Linked DNA regions of Homo sapiens: region 2 is linked to region 1. A link is an interaction called in ENCODE POLR2A ChIA-PET data of the cell type or tissue named here. Cell type or tissue: HepG2. All regions are shown on one strand. Links, peaks and the distances in the headings refer to the core of each region. The heading gives the core; the rest is flanking DNA.

Region 1 (8,912 bases), core at 1-8,000:
CAAAATTTAACCTGAAATGGAATGAGGATGCAATGAGAAGATGCAGCAGCTGCCGCTACCATTCAGCAAGCGTCTCCTGTGTGCCAGGAGCCGTGGCAAATGATTGATGCATATGATTCCACCTGGTCCTCACGCGAGTCCAAGCAGTAGGTACTATTATCCCTGCTTCATGGATGAGGAGACTGAGCTTTAGACAGGCCTGAAACAGTTGAGCTTGTAGACTCTGCAGCCAAACTGCCTGGGCTCATCTTCTAGCTCTCTTCCTTGCTAGCTGTGTAACCCTGGGTAAGTTAATGCATCCTTCTGGGCCTCAGTATCTTGTCTGAGAAGTGGGGATCACCATAATAACAGAACCCACTTCACTGGGTTATTTGTGAGGACTGAACAAGCTTATGCTGTTTGTTCTATTCAACATGGGATTCTGTAAGTAACATCAGTGAACTTCTACATGATTGGTAAATTCAGGAAGACAGCAGCATAACTTCTGAGCTGCATTGGTCCGAAGGTGATATTTCTCAGGCATGGGATCGGGAAGGGTTGAACATTAACTTTCAGCAAGAAAGGAAAAGCCCTCAGCTCAGCTAATGCACACAGCAGGCTGGTCAGCTCTACTTTTTTTTTTTTTTTGAGACGGAGTCTCACTCTCTTGTCCAGGCTGGAGTGCAGTGGTGCCATCTTGGCTCACTGTAACCTCTGCCTCCAGGGTTCAAGTGATTCTCCTGTTTCAGCTTCCCGAGTAGCTGGGATTACAACAGGCACCCACCACCATGCCCACTTAATTTTCGTATTTTTAGTAGAGATGGGGTTTTGCCATCTTGGCCAGGCTGGCCTTGAACTCCTGACCTCAAGTGACCCGCCTGCCTCAGCCTCCCAAAGTGCTGGGATTATAGGCATGAGCTACCGCACCCAGCCTGGTCTGCTCTATTTTAAGATGACTGAAAATGAGCGCTCGCGCCTGGGGCTTCCTCTCCTCACAGAGGCGCCTTCCAGACCTGTAACTCTCAGCCTCCAGCAGGTTGCACTTTCTCTGTGACCCTAAAGGCGCTTGTTCAGAGCTCTCTTTTTCTTTTCTTTTTTTTTTGAGATGGAATCTTGCTCTCATGTCTAGGCTCTAGTGCAGTGGCGTGATCTCAGCTCACTGCAACCTCCGCCTCCCAGGTTCAAGCGATTCTCCTGCCTCAGCCTCCCTAGTAGCTGGGATTACAGGTGTGAGCCACCACTCCTGGCTAATTTTTGTATTTTTAGTAGAGACAGGGTTTCACCATGTTGGTCAGGCTGGTCTCGAACTCCTGACCTCATGATCTGCCTGCCTCGGCCTCCCAAAGGGCTGGGATTAACAGCACTTTGAGCCACCCCACCTGGCCAGAGCTCCCTGTCTTATCTGCAGGGTCTTGGTGTCCACAGCTAGCATTTCCCAGCTGGTGCTTTCCCCACGGCAGCCTCCAGCCATGCTGAGGTACTCCTCAAGTTTCTAATTATTGTTTTGTTAGGATTCTGATTACAAAGTTGCGCAACTTAAAAAAAATTGTGGTACCCTTTGGAAGGCCGAGGCCAGTGGATCACCTGAGGTCAGGAGTTCAAGACCAGCCTGGACAACATGGTGAAACCCTGTCTCTACCAAAATTACAAAAATTAGCTGGGCGTGGTGGTACATGCCTGTAGTCCCAGCTACTCGGGATGCTGAGGCAGGAGAATCGCTTGAACCAGGGAGGCAGAGGTTACAGTGAGCCAAGATCACGCCACTGCACTCCAGCCTGGGCAACAGAGCGAGACTCCATCTCAAAAAAAAAAAAGCTGTGGTAAAATACATATAAAATTCACCATCTTCACCATGTTTAAGAGCACAGTTCAAGGACAGGAGCAGTGACTCATGCCTGTAATCCCAGCACTTTGGGAGACTGAGGTGGGCAGATCGCTTGAGCCCAGGAGTTCAAGACCAGCCTGGGCAACATGGTGACACCCCATCTTTACAAAAAAAAATTTAAAACTTAGCTAGGCATGGAGGTCTGAGCCTGTAGTCCCAGGTGGGAGAATTGCTTGAGCCTGGGAGGTCGAGGCTGCAGTGAGCTGAAATCACACCACTACACTTCAGCCTGGTTGACAGAGTGAAACCCTGCCTCAGAAAAAAAAGAGCACAGTTCAGGGGCATTCAGTCCATTCACACTGCAGTGCTACCATCACCACCACTATCCAGCCACAGATTGCTTTTTTAAATTATTTATTTTGTTTTGAGACACAGTCTCACTCTGTTGCCCACGCTGGAGTGCAGTGGTGCGATCTCAGCTCATTGCAACCTCCGCCTCCCGGGTTCAAGTGATTCTCCTGTCCCAGCCTCCCAAGTAGCTGGGACTACAGGCACATGCCACCACCTTGGCTAATTTTTTTTTTTTTTTTTTTAATAGAGACGGGGTTTTACCATATTGGTCAGACTGGTCTCGAACTCCTGACCTCTGGTGATCCACCCGTCTTGGCCTCCCAAAGTGAGGGGATTACAGGCATAAGCCACCGCGTCTGGCCCCACAGATTTCATCTTGCAAATGTGAGACTCTACCCATCAGGCAATAACTTCCCACTGGCCCCAACCCCCACTCCTGGAAACTACCATTCTACTTTCTGTCTCTATGAACTTGACTATTCTAGGTACCTCATATAAGTAGAATCAGGCAGTATTTGTCCTTTTGTGATTGGCTTATTTCGCTTAGCACAGTATCCTCAAGTAAAGTTGCATAACTTTTGTTCTGCTCTTGTTCTATTTTCCCCACACGTACTGCTATTTTTAGTGTGCGATTTTACAGAACACAAGGTTTTTTGGAATTATATATACTGCTACAGCAAAAATGCCTGTACATGTCGATCACTTAGATGGATATGTCTGGCATTTAGCAAGCAACTCATCAATATTGGCCATTACAATCTTTGTTCAAGGTCTCCCATGTATGTTCCTGGGCCTGTCCAATTCCAAATTCTCTTTTGTTTTCTTGAAAAAGGACAAAATGCAAGACAAAGGAGGTGAGAGAGGCTCCACATATGGCCTTCACATGGAAAAATCAATCAATAAAGTAAAATTGATCTGTAATGTAAGACCAGTCTATAGCCTGTTGGTATATACTGATGACACCCTCTGTGAGGGAGGTAGCCATAAACCCCCGCTTAACAGATGCTGAGGCCGGGCGCGGTGGCTCACGCCTGTAACCCCAGCACTTTGGGAGGCCGAGGCGGGCAGATCACGAGGTCAGGAAAGGGAGACCATCCTGACTAAGAGGGTGAAACCCCATCTCTACTAAAAATACAAAAAATTAGCCGGGCATTATGGTGGACGCCTGTAGTCCCAGCTACGCGGGAGGCTGAGGCAGGAGAATGGCATGAACCCGGGAGGCAGAGCTTGCAGTGAGCGGGGATCGCGCCACTGCACTCCAGCCTGGGCGACAGAGCGAGACTCAGTCTCAAAAAAAAAAAGAGATGCTGAATTTGCAGATGGGGTAAGGTGACTTTCCTGAGGTCACATAGTTAACTAGCCACTGTGGAGGTCTAAAACCCAGGTTCACTCATCTCTTTGGGTTTAAAAGGGCAACTCAGCTGCTGGGGAACAAGGACCTCAAAGGACAGGTGAATTTGTGAGGAGGGCAGGTCCTGAAGGCAGTGGCGTGCTGGTAAACAGTTAACAACTGCGCCGGGCACGGTGGCTCATGCCTGTAAATCCCAGCACTTTGGGAGGCCAAGACAGGAGAATCACCTGAGTCCAGGAGTTCAAGACCAGCCTGGCCAACATGATGAAACCCTATCTCTGCTAAAAGTATAAAAAAATTAGCCAGGCGTGGTGGTGCACGCCTGTAATCCCAGCTACTTGGGAGGCTGAGGCATGAGAATCACTTGAGCCTGGGAGGCGGAGGCTGCAGTGAGCCAAGATCATGCCACTGCACTCCAGCCTGGGCAACAGGGCGAAGCTCTGTCTCAAAACAAAAACAAAAACAAAACAGTTAACAACTGGCTCTCAGTTTCTGGGTAACTCTTCCCACCGTGGCTGATGGTAAAATACCTGCGGAGCTGGTAAGAGATGTGCGCAGCGGACTTGGGGGCCAGGGGGCTCCAGTGCATCCCTGCCAGCTAGGTGAGCTGGGAAGAGCCACTTGGGCTAAGAATGAGCTAAGAATGAGCAGACCTGGATCAGCATCCCCAGGAGGAACCAGCTCTGGGACCTCCAGCCTTTTTCCGTTCTTTCTCTAAAAAGGGGAAAACAGCCTCCCCTCCCAGAGCTGATAGATCTGTGCCTCTTATACCTGCTTGCCCAATAACCCTGAGTTTCTTTTCTCTTTACCTTGTCCTCTCTGCCCTCCTCCTGGTAGGAGGCCCTCAGGCAGGTAACCTCTGAGGCTAATCTTTAACATTTCTGTGACTACAAAAACTGGAGCTGTGCTTGTGAGATCCTCAAATAGGGTTCCACCATTAGAGCCACCTGACTGCATGACCTGTTGGCAAAGGCCTTGGGAAAATCGACAAGTTTACAAACTGTCAGTGTTTACACAGTGGACGAGAGCTCCATAAACTGCAGACAACTGGAACTCTCTGATCAAGGTACAGATATAAGACGGTGAGAAATCCCTGTGTACTCTTCAACACAACCCTGGCCCTTTAGGGAAAGCAGGTGTTCTGTGCAGGGAAGTTCCCATGACTGTCAGATAAGATGTGTTGAATACCAGGATTTTCACATTTTCCATCCTGGCTGCTTTAGTGAACTCCTATCTTAAACACATGTGCCTAGCTCCATCTCCATGGAGACGGCTGTTTTAACTGACTAGGACATTCCACTTGTGACTCACACCCTCTGGGGCACACCAGTGAGCTCCATTTTCCACACCTGCAGCCAAGGAGTACTGTGGGTCACAAACCAACCAATTCAAATAGGTTTGAAACTGGGAGAGAAGAGAAGAATGCTTCTGAGCTTCATCTCAGCTGGAGAAATGGGGTAGAAAATGGGGCTCAGGCCCAAACAGCCTTTGGCGTGAGGGTCCTAGAAAGGAAGGGGAAGGTCCTCAGGCCCCCAGAAGTAATGGAAGAGTGTCTGATTCACAGCTCTGAGTTCAGACTCTGCTGGGGACTAGCCTGGAAGCATTCTGTACCCCAGCAGGGCTAGCCTAGAACCACACTGTGAAACCTGGCGTGCTTTTCCCTAAGTTACCTGGAGTATGGGAAGAAAACCCCATTTCCAGACACCAGGGAACAAGACATTCTCTGTCCCAGAGTAGAATGAATCAAATTGATTTAGTGCTGGGTTCCTGGGTGACATCGCTAATAACAAAGGAATAGTAACAATAATGATGAATATAATATGTTATGCTTGTACTGGGTTGTGCAAATGAGTTTACTGAATGAACTCTCATCCTTTACCTCAACTTATTCTCCAACAACCCTGTGTGGCAGGCCAGGAAGAGATTCTTACTTAGAACACAGGCTTCAGGGGGCCAGGACTTCTTTATTATTTTATTTTATTTTATTTTATTTTATTTTATTTTTTTGAGACGGAGTCTCGCTCTGTCACCCAAGCTGGAGTGCAGTGGTGTGATCTTGGCTCAATGCAACCTCCGCCTCCTGGGTTCAAGTGATTCTCCTGCCTCAGCCTACCGAGTAGCTGGGACAACCGGCGCACACCACCACACCCGGCTAATTTTTGTATTTTTAGTAGAGACGGGGTTTTACCATATTGGTCAGGCTGGTCTTGAACTCCTGACCTCAGGTGATCCACCTGCCTCGGCCTCCCAAAGTGCTGGAATTACAGGCCTGAGCCACCATGCCCGGCCAGGACGTCTTTAAATGTCAGACATAATTTTAAAAATATGCATATATACCCATTTATTCTGGGAGATAGTCCATGGTTTTTGATCTGTTCTCAAAGGACTCTGTGACTTAAAGTTAAGAACCACAGGCCGGGCGCGGTGGCTCACGCCTGTAATCCCAACACTCTGGGAGGCCGAGGCGGGCAACTCACGAAGACAGGAGATCGAGACCATCCTGGCTAACACGGTGAAACCCGGTCTCTACTAAAAATACAAAAAAATTAGCCGGGCGTGGTGGCGGGTGCCTGTAGTCCCAGCTACTCGGGAGGCTGAGGTGGGAGAATGGCGTGAACCCAGGAGGTGGAGCTTGCAGAGAGCCGAGATGGCGCCACTGCACTCCAGCCTGGGCGAGAGCGCGAGACTCTGTCTCAAATTAAAAAAAAAAAAAGAACCACAGGCCAGGTGCGGTGGCTCATGCCTGTAATCCCAGCACTTTGGGACGCCGAGGCGGGTGGATTATGAGGTCAGGAGTTCGAGACCAGCCTGACCAACATGGTGAAACCCCGACTCTACTAAAAATACAAAAATTAGCCGGGCGTGGTGGTGCCTGCCTGTAATTCCAGCTACTCAGGAGGCTGAGGCAGGAGAATCGCTTGAACCTGGGAGGCAGAGGTTGCAGTAAGCTGAGATCATGCCACTGCACTCCATCCTGGGCGACAGAGCAAGACTTTGTCTCAAAAAAAAAAAAAAAAAAAAAAAAGAGGAACCACAGTCCCTTGTGAGGGCAAGGGCTATGTCTCATTTGTGTTCTGGCACACAGCTGGGGTGAGTGAACGAGCCAAGCCCATTTTACAAGGAAGGCAGCCAAATTCACATTAGAATTTAATCAGAAATATCTGTAAAAACTCGAGAGAATCCATATATTTCCTAAAGATCTTAATTGAACTTTGGGTACTTAGAACACAGAGGCTGTTTGGCCAGGCGTGGTGGCTCATGCTTATAATCCCAGCACTTAGAGCTCCAAGGGGCTTACAGTCCTCTGAATCTAAGCCCAGGGCTTGTGTACTACAAGCTGCTGAGTCTGCTAAACTCCCCCCACCTTGGCAGCTGTGCAGCTGGGAGGCAGGAAAAGCCTTTCTTCCTCTGCTTGGAAGAAGAGAGCAGAAGCAGTGGTGATAGGATGCCTGGGGGGAACCTGGTGGCCATGCTGGGCTGATGTGCTCAGGGCTCCTGTGCCTTCTCCGCTATTCCTGGCACAGACAGTTGGCATCATGGCCACGGTAGGGGGCTGAGGCACTGCGGGGGCCCCTCAGGCTGAGAAATCGGCTGGAACAAACCAAATTATAATGCACAAACAACATCACCCTCAGCCTCCTGGCCTCAGAGCAGGAAAAGAGTGCCAGATGGTATCTAACAGCAGCTGTTGATCTCCATCCTGGTCTGAGCAGCACCACTGAGCCTCAGGCCAGTTTCTCTGGGAGCTGAAGGGCAGCCAGCACCAGCAGGAGGCCAGGCTCCCCTGACCCTGATCGTGGGCCCTAGCACGGCCTGCATCTCCGCCTGGGACACCCAGTTGGCCTGGAAATGCTCATCTATCGTTAGACTCACCTTCCCTGACTTCTCCCCACCCCTGGCTCCCAGGGCCCGCTGCTTTTGCCCAAAGCACTCAGCAATGAGACAGGGTTGTTTCTAGCTGGTGTCCCCCACTAGCCAGGAAGCACATGAAGCGCAAGGTCCCAAGACGGACCCATATACACCTGTCAGCTGGAGGAGGGTAAAGGGCAGGGACCTAGTGTTCTTCCTGAAAGTAGAAGGAACGGACAACAGGTCAAATTCGGCTGGTCACAAGGTAAGGAAGGAGGGAGATGACACTCTGCGGGAGCCCCTCCTCAGCAGAGAAGCAAGGCCTGGCCACGCATTCCTGGGTGATGTCAAGAAACGGCAAGATCGGTGGTGGCCATTCTGCTGATCCCTCTGCAATGCCAGCTGATGCTCTGGAAAGAAGGAACCAGCAAGCTATTCTCTCTGGACCCTCAAGAACCAAGCAGCCACCAGAGGGCAGCCTTTGGCAGAGGCTGAGCCCTTGGACGTTGGGCTTCTCCAATGGGTGACAGAGAGCATCACAGATCTAACGCCCTGTTGTACAGTGAGCCCATCTGCGGCTGGCTCCTCTGCCACTTAGGAGCCTCCGGACCTTGATCTGGCTCAGAAAAGGGAAAAGTAATGACAGAATCCACACCATGCATTTATTAAGTGCTCACTGTAACCAAGTTCGATGTGCTTGGTGCTGGAGAGACTGGAAAGGCGCTGTCAATGTAAGCTGGTGTGGTCATGACCCCGAGCCTCCAAGTAAACACTATTAATTACAGAGAAGCAGCCTGGTGTCGGCCAGGCGCCTATTTTGGAGTCACTTACTAGCTGTGTGCCCTTCAGCAGGTAACTTGACCTTTCTGAGCATCAGTTTTTCCATCTGTGGACTGGGCATAACAACCATCCTTCCTTTGTCACATAGTTTCAAGGACTAGATGAAATGAGTATAAAAGCCCCCAGTCCAGGGCCCTGTCTGAAACCTGGAGGCCATCCCAGCCTCCCTAGCAGCCGGCGCTCAAGTTACCTGCAGCTCGGCTGCCGTCACTTTGTGGTAGATGAGCTCCTCATCACGGCGCTTCTCCTGTGGGATGGTGATGTTGGCCAGTGCCGTCTCAAAGTCCAAGATCTGCTGCATCTGGGGCCGGATGGCCTCCTCGTCCCCGCCGCCCAGCAGCTTCCCCAGCTGGACCATGTAGTTCAGATATCCGGTCAGCACCTGCAGGGCCCATACCCCAAACTGTCAGTGGCTGCCCCCCCACTATCCACTGGACGAGAGTTGGTGGGGGGCTTGGCCAGCCAAGTCCGGCACAGGGAGCCAGGGGGCTGCACAGTGCCCCCAAGACACCCGTGGGGCCAGGTGTGGTGGCTCACGCCTGTAATCCTGGCACTTTGGGAGGCTGAGGTGGGTGGATCACCTAAGGTCAGGAGTTTGAGACCAACCTGGCCAACATGGCGAAACCCCGTCTCTACTAAAAATACAAAAATTAGCTGAGCATAGTGGGAGGTGCCTATAATCCCAGCTACTCAGGAGGCTGAGGCAGGAGAATCACT
Region 2 (8,000 bases), core at 1-8,000, 140 kb after region 1:
AAGTGAGGAGTGTCTCCGCCCGGCAGCCACCCCGTCCGGGAGGGAGGTGGGGGGGGTCAGCCCCCCGCCCGGCCAGCCGCCCCATCCGGGAGGGAGGTGGGGGGTCAGCCCCCCCGCCCGGCCAGCCGTGCCGTCCGGGAGGGAGGTGGGGGGGTCAGCCCCCCGTCCGGCCGGCCGCCCCGTCCAGGAGGTGAGGGGCGCCTCTGCCCGGCCGCCCCTACTGGGAAGTGAGGAGCCCCTCAGCCTGGCCAGCCACCCCGTCCGGGAGGGAGATGGGGGGGTCAGCCCCCCCACCCGGCCAGCCACCCCGTCCGGGAGGGAGGTGGGGGGGTCAGCCCCCCGCCTGGCCAGCCGCCCCATCCGGGAGGGAGGTGGGGGGGTCAGCCCCCCGCCCGGCCAGCCGCCCTGTCCGGGAGGGAGGTGGGGGGGTCAGCCCTCTGCCCGGCCAGCCGCCCCGTCTGGGAGGTGAGGGGCGCCTCTGCCCGGCTGCCCCTACTGGGAAGTGAGGAGCCCCTCTGCGCGGCCAGCCGCCCGGTCCGGGAGGGAGGTGGGGGGGTCAGCCCCCTGCCCGGCCAGCCGCCCCGTCCGGGAGGTGAGGGGCGCCTCTGCCTGGCCACCCCTACTGGGAAGTGGGGAGCCCCTCTGCCCGGCCAGCCGCCCCGTCCGGGAGGGAGGTGGGGGGGTCAGCCCCCTGCCCGGCCAGCCGCCCCGTCCGGGAGGTGAGGGGCGCCTCTGCCCGGCCGCCCCTACTGGGAAGTGAGGAGCCCCTCTGCCCGGCCACCACCCCGTCCGGCCAGCCGCCCCGTCCGGGAGGTGAGGGGCGCCTCTGCCTGGCCACCCCTACTGGGAAGTGGGGAGCCCCTCTGCCCGGCCAGCCGCCCCGTCCGGGAGGGAGGTGGGGGGGTCAGCCCCCTGCCCGGCCAGCCGCCCCGTCCGGGAGGTGAGGGGCGCCTCTGCCTGGCCACCCCTACTGGGAAGTGGGGAGCCCCTCTGCCCGGCCAGCCGCCCCGTCCGGGAGGGAGGTGGGGGGGTCAGCCCCCTGCCCGGCCAGCCGCCCCGTCCGGGAGGTGAGGGGCGCCTCTGCCCGGCCACCCCTACTGGGAAGTGAGGAGCCCCTCTGCCCGGCCAGCCGCCCCGTCCGGCCAGCCGCCCCGTCCGGGAGGTGAGGGGCGCCTCTGCCCGGCCGCCCCTACTGGGAAGTGAGGAGCCCCTCTGCCCGGCTAGCCGCCCCGTCCGGGAGGGAGGTGGGGGGGTCAGCCCCCTGCCCGGCCAGCCGCCCCGTCCGGGAGGTGAGGGGCGCCTCTGCCCGGCCGCCCCTACTGGGAAGTGAGGAGCCCCTCTGCCCGGCCACCACCCCGTCTGGGAGGTGTGCCCAACAGCTCATTGAGAGCGGGCCAGGATGACAATGGCGGCTTTGTGGAATAGAAAGGCGGGAAAGGTGGGGAAAAGATTGAGAAATCGGATGGTTGCCGTGTCTGTGTAGAAAGAAGTAGACATGGGAGACTTTTCATTTTGTTCTGCACTAAGAAAAATTCTTCTGCCTTGGGATCCTGTTGATCTGTGACCTTACCCCCAACCCTGTGCTCTCTGAAACATGTGCTGTGTCCACTCAGGGTTAAATGGATTAAGGGCGGTGCAAGATGTGCTTTGTTAAACAGATGCTTGAAGGCAGCATGCTCGTTAAGAGTCATCACCAATCCCTAATCTCAAGTAATCAGGGACACAAACACTTCGGAGGGCCGCAGGGTCCTCTGCCTAGGAAAACCGGAGACCTTTGTTCACTTGTTTATCTGCTGACCTTCCCTCCACTATTGTCCCATGACCCTGCCAAATCCCCCTCTGTGAGAAACACCCAAGAATTATCAATAAAAAAATAAATTAAAGAAAAAAAAAAAAAGTGAAAAAGCTTACAAAAAAAAAAAAAAAAAAAAAGAAAGTGACCTCTGGTCATCCTCACTGTTCGTTATACGCTAATTATAATGCATTAGCATGCTAAAGGACACTCCCACCAGCGTCATGACAGTTTACAAATGCCATGGCAACGTCTAGAAATTACTCTCTATGGTCTAAAAAGGGGAGAAACCCTCAGTTCCCGGAACTGCCCAACCTTTTCGTGGGAAACTCATGAATCATCCACCCTTCATTTAGCATATTATCAAGAAATTACTATAAGTATAATCAGTTGACTAGCCCATGCTGCTGCTATCTATGGAGTAGCCATTCTTTATTCCTTTACTTTCTTAATAAACTTGCTTTCTCTTTACTCTATGAACTTGTCCCAAATTATTTATTTATTTTTGAGAGACAGAGTCTTGCTCTGTCGCCGAGGCTGGAGTACAGTGGTGCGATCTTGGCTCACTGCAACCTCTGCCTCCCGTGTTCAAGCGATTCTCCTGCCTCAGCTTCCCAAGTAGCTAGGACTACAGGTGCGTGCCACCACGTCTAGCTAATTTTTGTATTTTTTAGTAGAGACGGGGTCTCACTATATGTTGACCAGGCTGGTCTCGAACTCCTGACCTCAAGTGATCTGCCTGCCTCAGCCTCCCAAAGTGCTGGGATTACAGGCGTGAGCCACTGCGCCTGGCCCTGAATTCTTTCTTGGGCGAGGTCCAAGAATCCTCCTTTGGGGTCTAGATCCGGACACCCTTCCGGTAACATCTTCTTGGCTACCACAAAGGGACTATACCGAGGAGACCCCCAACTCAAAGGAAAGAGACTGCAGCACCGATTATCCGACTTTGGGTAAGTGGTGGGGTACATTTTACCCAGGTAAAGGATGGAATTGAGTGAGAGGCCCAACTTAGGAGAGTTAGTTTCTCCTGAGACAGACAAGGTTAAAGGCCCCTCTTAATAAAAGGCAAGGATGCTTGACCGAACTTGGGTTCAAGGCCCAACTTAGGAAGGTAAGAGTCCTTCCTAATATTTAGAGGGTTAGAGGACCTTCCCTCAGTAAAGTCCCTTTTGGTTAAAAAATGGGTTTGGGCTGGGCGTGGTGGCTCACGCCTGTAATCCTAGCTCTTAGGGAGGGAGAGGCAGGAAGATAGCTTGAGCCCAGGAGTTCAAGACCTGCCTGGACAATATATTGAGACCCTGTTCTCCACAAAAAGAAAAAAAAAAAAAAAAAAGAGGATTTGGCATTATGGGATGTTAACCCATCTTTGAATTAATCTGCCTTGCACTGCTTGCTGATGGCTATGGGTGACAGGATTAGACAAGTACAGGACCATAGGACATGGGAGCTTTTTCCTCCCCCAAAAGAGGGAAACTTGAGAGCTGATGGGTCTGCTGGAAAAGATCCCTTTGTGACTGACAAGCAGCTGCCTGAACTTTTGAGTCAGTGTCGCTGCAATGGGTGGGTCTTTCTCCCACCCCCTGAGCTCCTTGCCTTCCCCACCTCATCGCAGGCAATGCTTTTCTCTCTCTCGTTCTCTCCTTTCCCTTTCCTATCTTTTCTGTTACTCAGGGCGACCATCTTGCCCAGAGACCAAATGTTGAAACTGCTGGTCGGAGATCATTCCACCCCACTTTGAATAAAGATGACAGGGCTCAAACAGGGGCAAGTTTGAGCCTTACCAGTTCGATATTGGGTGCTAAGCAGAGTGGTTAATATCTATGTTTTGTCACACGTATTTTGCTCTGGCCGGATGGAAAATGTTAATTTGGTTATCCCATGCAATCCCTTGAACGGCATCTTACAAAATTGAGAGACTTTTGCCTGTGGTTCCATGAAAAGGAAAAAGATGATTTTCTTTGGTGTTGCAGCTTGGTCCCCAGGGCTATGATGTGGCAAGCAGGGTCACTAAGGTCACTCAGGGAAAGGGAACCCAGAAACCTGGCATGCAGGCAAAAGGGTAAGAATTTCTTACTGGTCAGGCTTGTGGGCTCTCTGTGCAAACTGGTTGTAGGAATTGTAAAAATCACTGTCTCCTCTGCAAAGTTCTTTTTTTTTTTTTTTTTTTTTTTTTTTTGAGACAGCGTCTCCCTCTATTGCCCAGGCTGGAGTGCACTCTGCTTCCCAGGTTCATGCCATTCTCCTGCCTCAGCCTCCCGAGTAGCTGGGACTACAGGCGCCCGTCATCTCACCCGGCTAATTTTTTGTATTTTTAGTAGAGAGTGGGTATCACCGTATTAGCCAGGATGGTCTTGATCTCCTGACCTCGTGATCCTCCCGCTCGGCCTCCCAAAGTGCTGGGATTACAGGCGTGAGCCACCCTGCCTGGCCGCAAAGTTCTGATTAATGAGAAAAAGGATTTGTGAGGTTAAACTGTAGTGAATCTGGTATACTTTGTGCTATGAATTTGTCTTTCTATATCGTTCTGTCATAAAGAGGGGTACCTTATGATACTTTGTGCTATGAATACTTTGTGCTATGGATTTGTATACTTTGTGCTATGAATTTGTCTTTCTATATCGTTCTGTCATAAAGAGGGGTACTTTGTGCTATGAATTTGTCTTTCTATATCGTTCTGTCATAAAGAGGCGTACCTTATGATAGAACATGGGCTTAGAACCCCATAAGCCTGCTGTTCAAGCTAGCCTGGAAAACTGGTCAGTTACAAACTTTGCTGCAGGTCCCTGAAGCAAACAAAAAAAACTGGATGAGGTTTGTAGTAGTCCGTTTTCACACTGCCATAAAGAAATACCTGAGACTGGATAAATTATAAAGGAAAGAGGTTTAATTGACTTACAGTTCCACATGGCTGGGGAGGCCTCAGGAAACTTATAATCAGGGTGGAAGGTGAAGGAAAAGCAAGGCACCTTCCTCCCTAGGCAGCAGGAGAGAGAGAAGAGCGAAGGAGAAACTTCCAAACACGAATAAAACCATCAGATCTCGTGAGAACTCACTCACTATCATGAGAAAAGCAAGGGGGAAACAGCCCCCATGATCCAATCAGCTCCCTCCCTCAACACGTGGGGATTACAGGTCCCTCCCTTGACATGTGGGGATTACAATTTGAGATGAGATTTTCGTGGGGACACAGAGCAAAACCGTATCAAGATTTCCCTCAGGTCTTGTTTTATGTCTTTGGGAGCTTGACCTTGTAACCACACCGTGGTAATTTCTCTTGGTTTCCACCATCCAGGGAACAGGAGTTTTGGGATTCATGTCATAGTTAGTCTTAAAAATTATCTTGAGGCTGGGTGCGGTGGCTCACGACTCTAATCCCAGCACTTTGGGAGGCCGAGGTGGGCGGATCACCTGAGGTCAGGAGTTCACGACCAGCCCGACCAACATGGCGAAACCCCATCTACTAAAAATAGAAAAATTAGCTGCACATGGTGGCACGTGCCTGTAATCCCAGCCACTTGGGAGGCTGGGGCAGGAGAATCTCTTGAACTCCAGAGGCAGAGGTTGCAGTGAGCCTAGACTGAGCCACTGCACTCCAGCCTGAGGGACAGAGTGAGACTTCTTCTCAAAAAAAAAAAAAAAAAAATTATCTTGAGCAGTTAAAAGCCATTGCAAGCTCAAAATTGACTGCTCTAGGCTCCTTCTGGAAAGAGCAATGGAGCCTGCCCAGTGCTGTAGCTTAGTAGCTAAGCCTTTGTCTTTTCACAGTGGTGGCCCAGGTTCAATTTTTGGCCTAGGAAATGAGTTATTTCTGTCATGTGGCGTTTGCCATTCATTGAGTCTCTTTCCCTCCATGAACAACTTCCGACTTCCTTTCTTGAATTTTCCTTTCTCTGAGCACCTGAGGTGCTATGAGGTTACCTTTGGTAAAGTTCAAAAGCCAGAAATATTGGCCATTTGGCCAGGCTACAGTCGGGTAATAAGAGATTTAAAAAGATTTTTTTTTTAAAGAGTGCTATGGTTAAAAGTCAGCTTAGTTAAAAGCAGATATTCAAGTTATAAGTGTATTTAAAAGGTCTTTATATTTTTTTCTCTTCTTGGATCTTATTTTTCTAAAGAAAAAAATGGTTTTCTCCTTAGTTGACTGAATTGTTTTTCTCCATTTTGTCTTCTTGCCTGTCCACATGAGAGCACCTAAGATAATTTCTTTCTTTCTTTTTTTTTTTTAAGACAGAGTCTTGCTCTGTCGCCCAGGCTGGAGTGCAATGGTGCAATCTTGGCTCACTGCAACCTCTGCCTCCTGGGATTCAAGCGATTCTCCCACCTCAGCCTCCCGAGTAGCTGGGATTACAAGTGCCTGCCACGACACCGGGCTAATTTTTGTATTTCTTTAGTAGAGACGGGGTTTCACCATGTTGGCCAGGCTGGTCTCAAACTACTGACCTTGTGATCCACCTGCCTCGGCCTCCCAAAGTGCTGGGATTACAGGCATGAGCCACCGCGCCCAGCCAAGAGGACCTAAGATAATTTCTAACAGCCTGTGACTCCTTGGGAAAAATGGAGGAGATGCCACAGATCTTGTTTTGGGAAAAACCTCTGTTTTCCTCCTGAAACTCCAGGAATTAGAACTGAATAGATCCATCCCTCTTGAAATCTAAGGCTCTCTTCTGTCTGGCATTGCATTATCTGACGTTTTTTACTTTGGGGGGGTATCAGAAATTACTTCACATTATGAGAGAGCTTTGGTGTGTAATAACTAGTTGGAGGATATACTTTTGGGCATGGCTAATGGCAATTAAGGGAGGATTCTCAGCTCTTTGCATGTTTGGATCAGAGAAGCATGTTCTTGGCCACCTAGAAGGTATGGATATATTCCCACCGCCACTGAGAGATAATCTGTTGGGAGATGGGCTGATCCCCTCCTTTTTGGGGATCCAGGATCTGGTATAAAAATGAGACCCTTAATTTTGGGGGATCTGTTTTGCCTTCCAGCTGTATGGGCTTATTAGGCCCTAGAAATTAGCTAGGTGTGGTGGCTCATGCCTGTAATCCCAGCACTTTGGGAGGCTGAGGTAGGTTGATCACGTGAGACCAGGAGTTCGAGACCAGCCTGGCCAACATGGTGAAACCCCATCTCTACTAAAAATACAAAAATTAGCTAGGTGTGGTGGTGCATGCCTGTAATCCCAGCTACTCGGGAAGCTGAGACATGAGAATCACTTGAACCTGGGAGGCAGAGGTTGCAGTGAGCTGATATTGCACCACTGCACTCCAGCCTGAGTGACAGAGTGAGACCCTGTCTCAAAAATAAATAACTTTTTAAAAAGAAAGAAACTACATGCTCTAAAAAGAAACTTAAAAACTGGCAAATGAGGCTGGGCACGGTGGCTCACGCCTGTAATCCCAGCACTTTGGGAGGCCGAGGCGGGCTGATCATGAGGTTAGGAGATCGAGACCATCCTGGCTAACACGGTGAAACCCCATCTCTACTAAAAATACAAAAAATTAGCCAGGCGTGGTGGCGGGTGCTTGTAGTCCCTGCTACTCGGGAGGCTGAGGCAGGAGAATGGCGTGAACCTGGGAGGTGGAGCTTGCAGTGAGCCAAGATCGCACCACTGTACTCCAGCCTGGGGACAGAGCGAGACTCTGTCTCAAAAAACAAACAAACAAACAAAAAAAACGAAAAACTGGCAAATGAAAAATCTTACAACTACTGGATCTTCTGTGTATTTTTATGTGTTGTGTGTGTGATGTTTATATATGGAAGAGCTCTGATTAATTCGTTTAAAAATAATAAGTGCTTAAATATTTTGTCAGAAAAATAAAAACTGCAATGCTTTTTAGTTCATGTGACTTAGTAAGCTTTGGGAAATAAAGACAGTCTTAAAGATTATTGGTGAAATAAAAATGTCTTTGAAATTTAGATATTTGGTCTAACTTAGGCAGGGCAGCTATTAGGTTTGCTAAATGCTTTAACGTCATAAACTGCTTCTTTCTTTTGAAAATCTTTCCACTGACCTGTTTTTAAGCCATTAGATAAAGTCTGGGGACAGGTGGAGTTAGTCATGACCGGCAGCTGGAAAGAGTTCAACCTCATCTGCATTTCTATCTGGTGTCTTAGGTTCTACTCCTGGTACATAATTAGAATCACTTACTTACCAGATTTTTCAGCAAAAACGAAAGTTGCTAAGAATTAACATTGTAACATGTA

Evidence for each region. ChIA-PET counts read pairs that join two places held together with the same protein. Peaks named below come from ENCODE experiments on the same cell type or tissue, not always from the same donor. Only the 100,000 strongest peaks of a DNase experiment are listed, where the experiment ranks them.
Region 2: POLR2A ChIA-PET joins it to region 1 with 5 read pairs; 2 of 35 experiments call an interaction of 5 or more read pairs at or near these places.

The regions. Positions count from the first base shown.
Region 1 is chr1:21,247,562-21,256,473 of GRCh38, forward strand. It overlaps ECE1 (endothelin converting enzyme 1), which reads right to left. Exons shown (of 19, transcript NM_001397.3): 8 at 8,386-8,577. Among named protein-coding and RNA genes, the nearest start is that of ECE1, 38 kb to the right of the region's middle. In HepG2, for the core only: a CTCF peak has its summit at 7,839 (motif pointing right); DNase peaks (open chromatin) are centred at 510, 4,490 and 7,840.
Region 2 is chr1:21,387,885-21,395,884 of GRCh38, forward strand. No RefSeq gene overlaps it. Among named protein-coding and RNA genes, the nearest start is that of NBPF3, 48 kb to the right of the region's middle. In HepG2, for the core only: no CTCF peak of the experiment used is centred there; no DNase peak of the experiment used is centred there; H3K27me3 peaks cover 1,231 bases.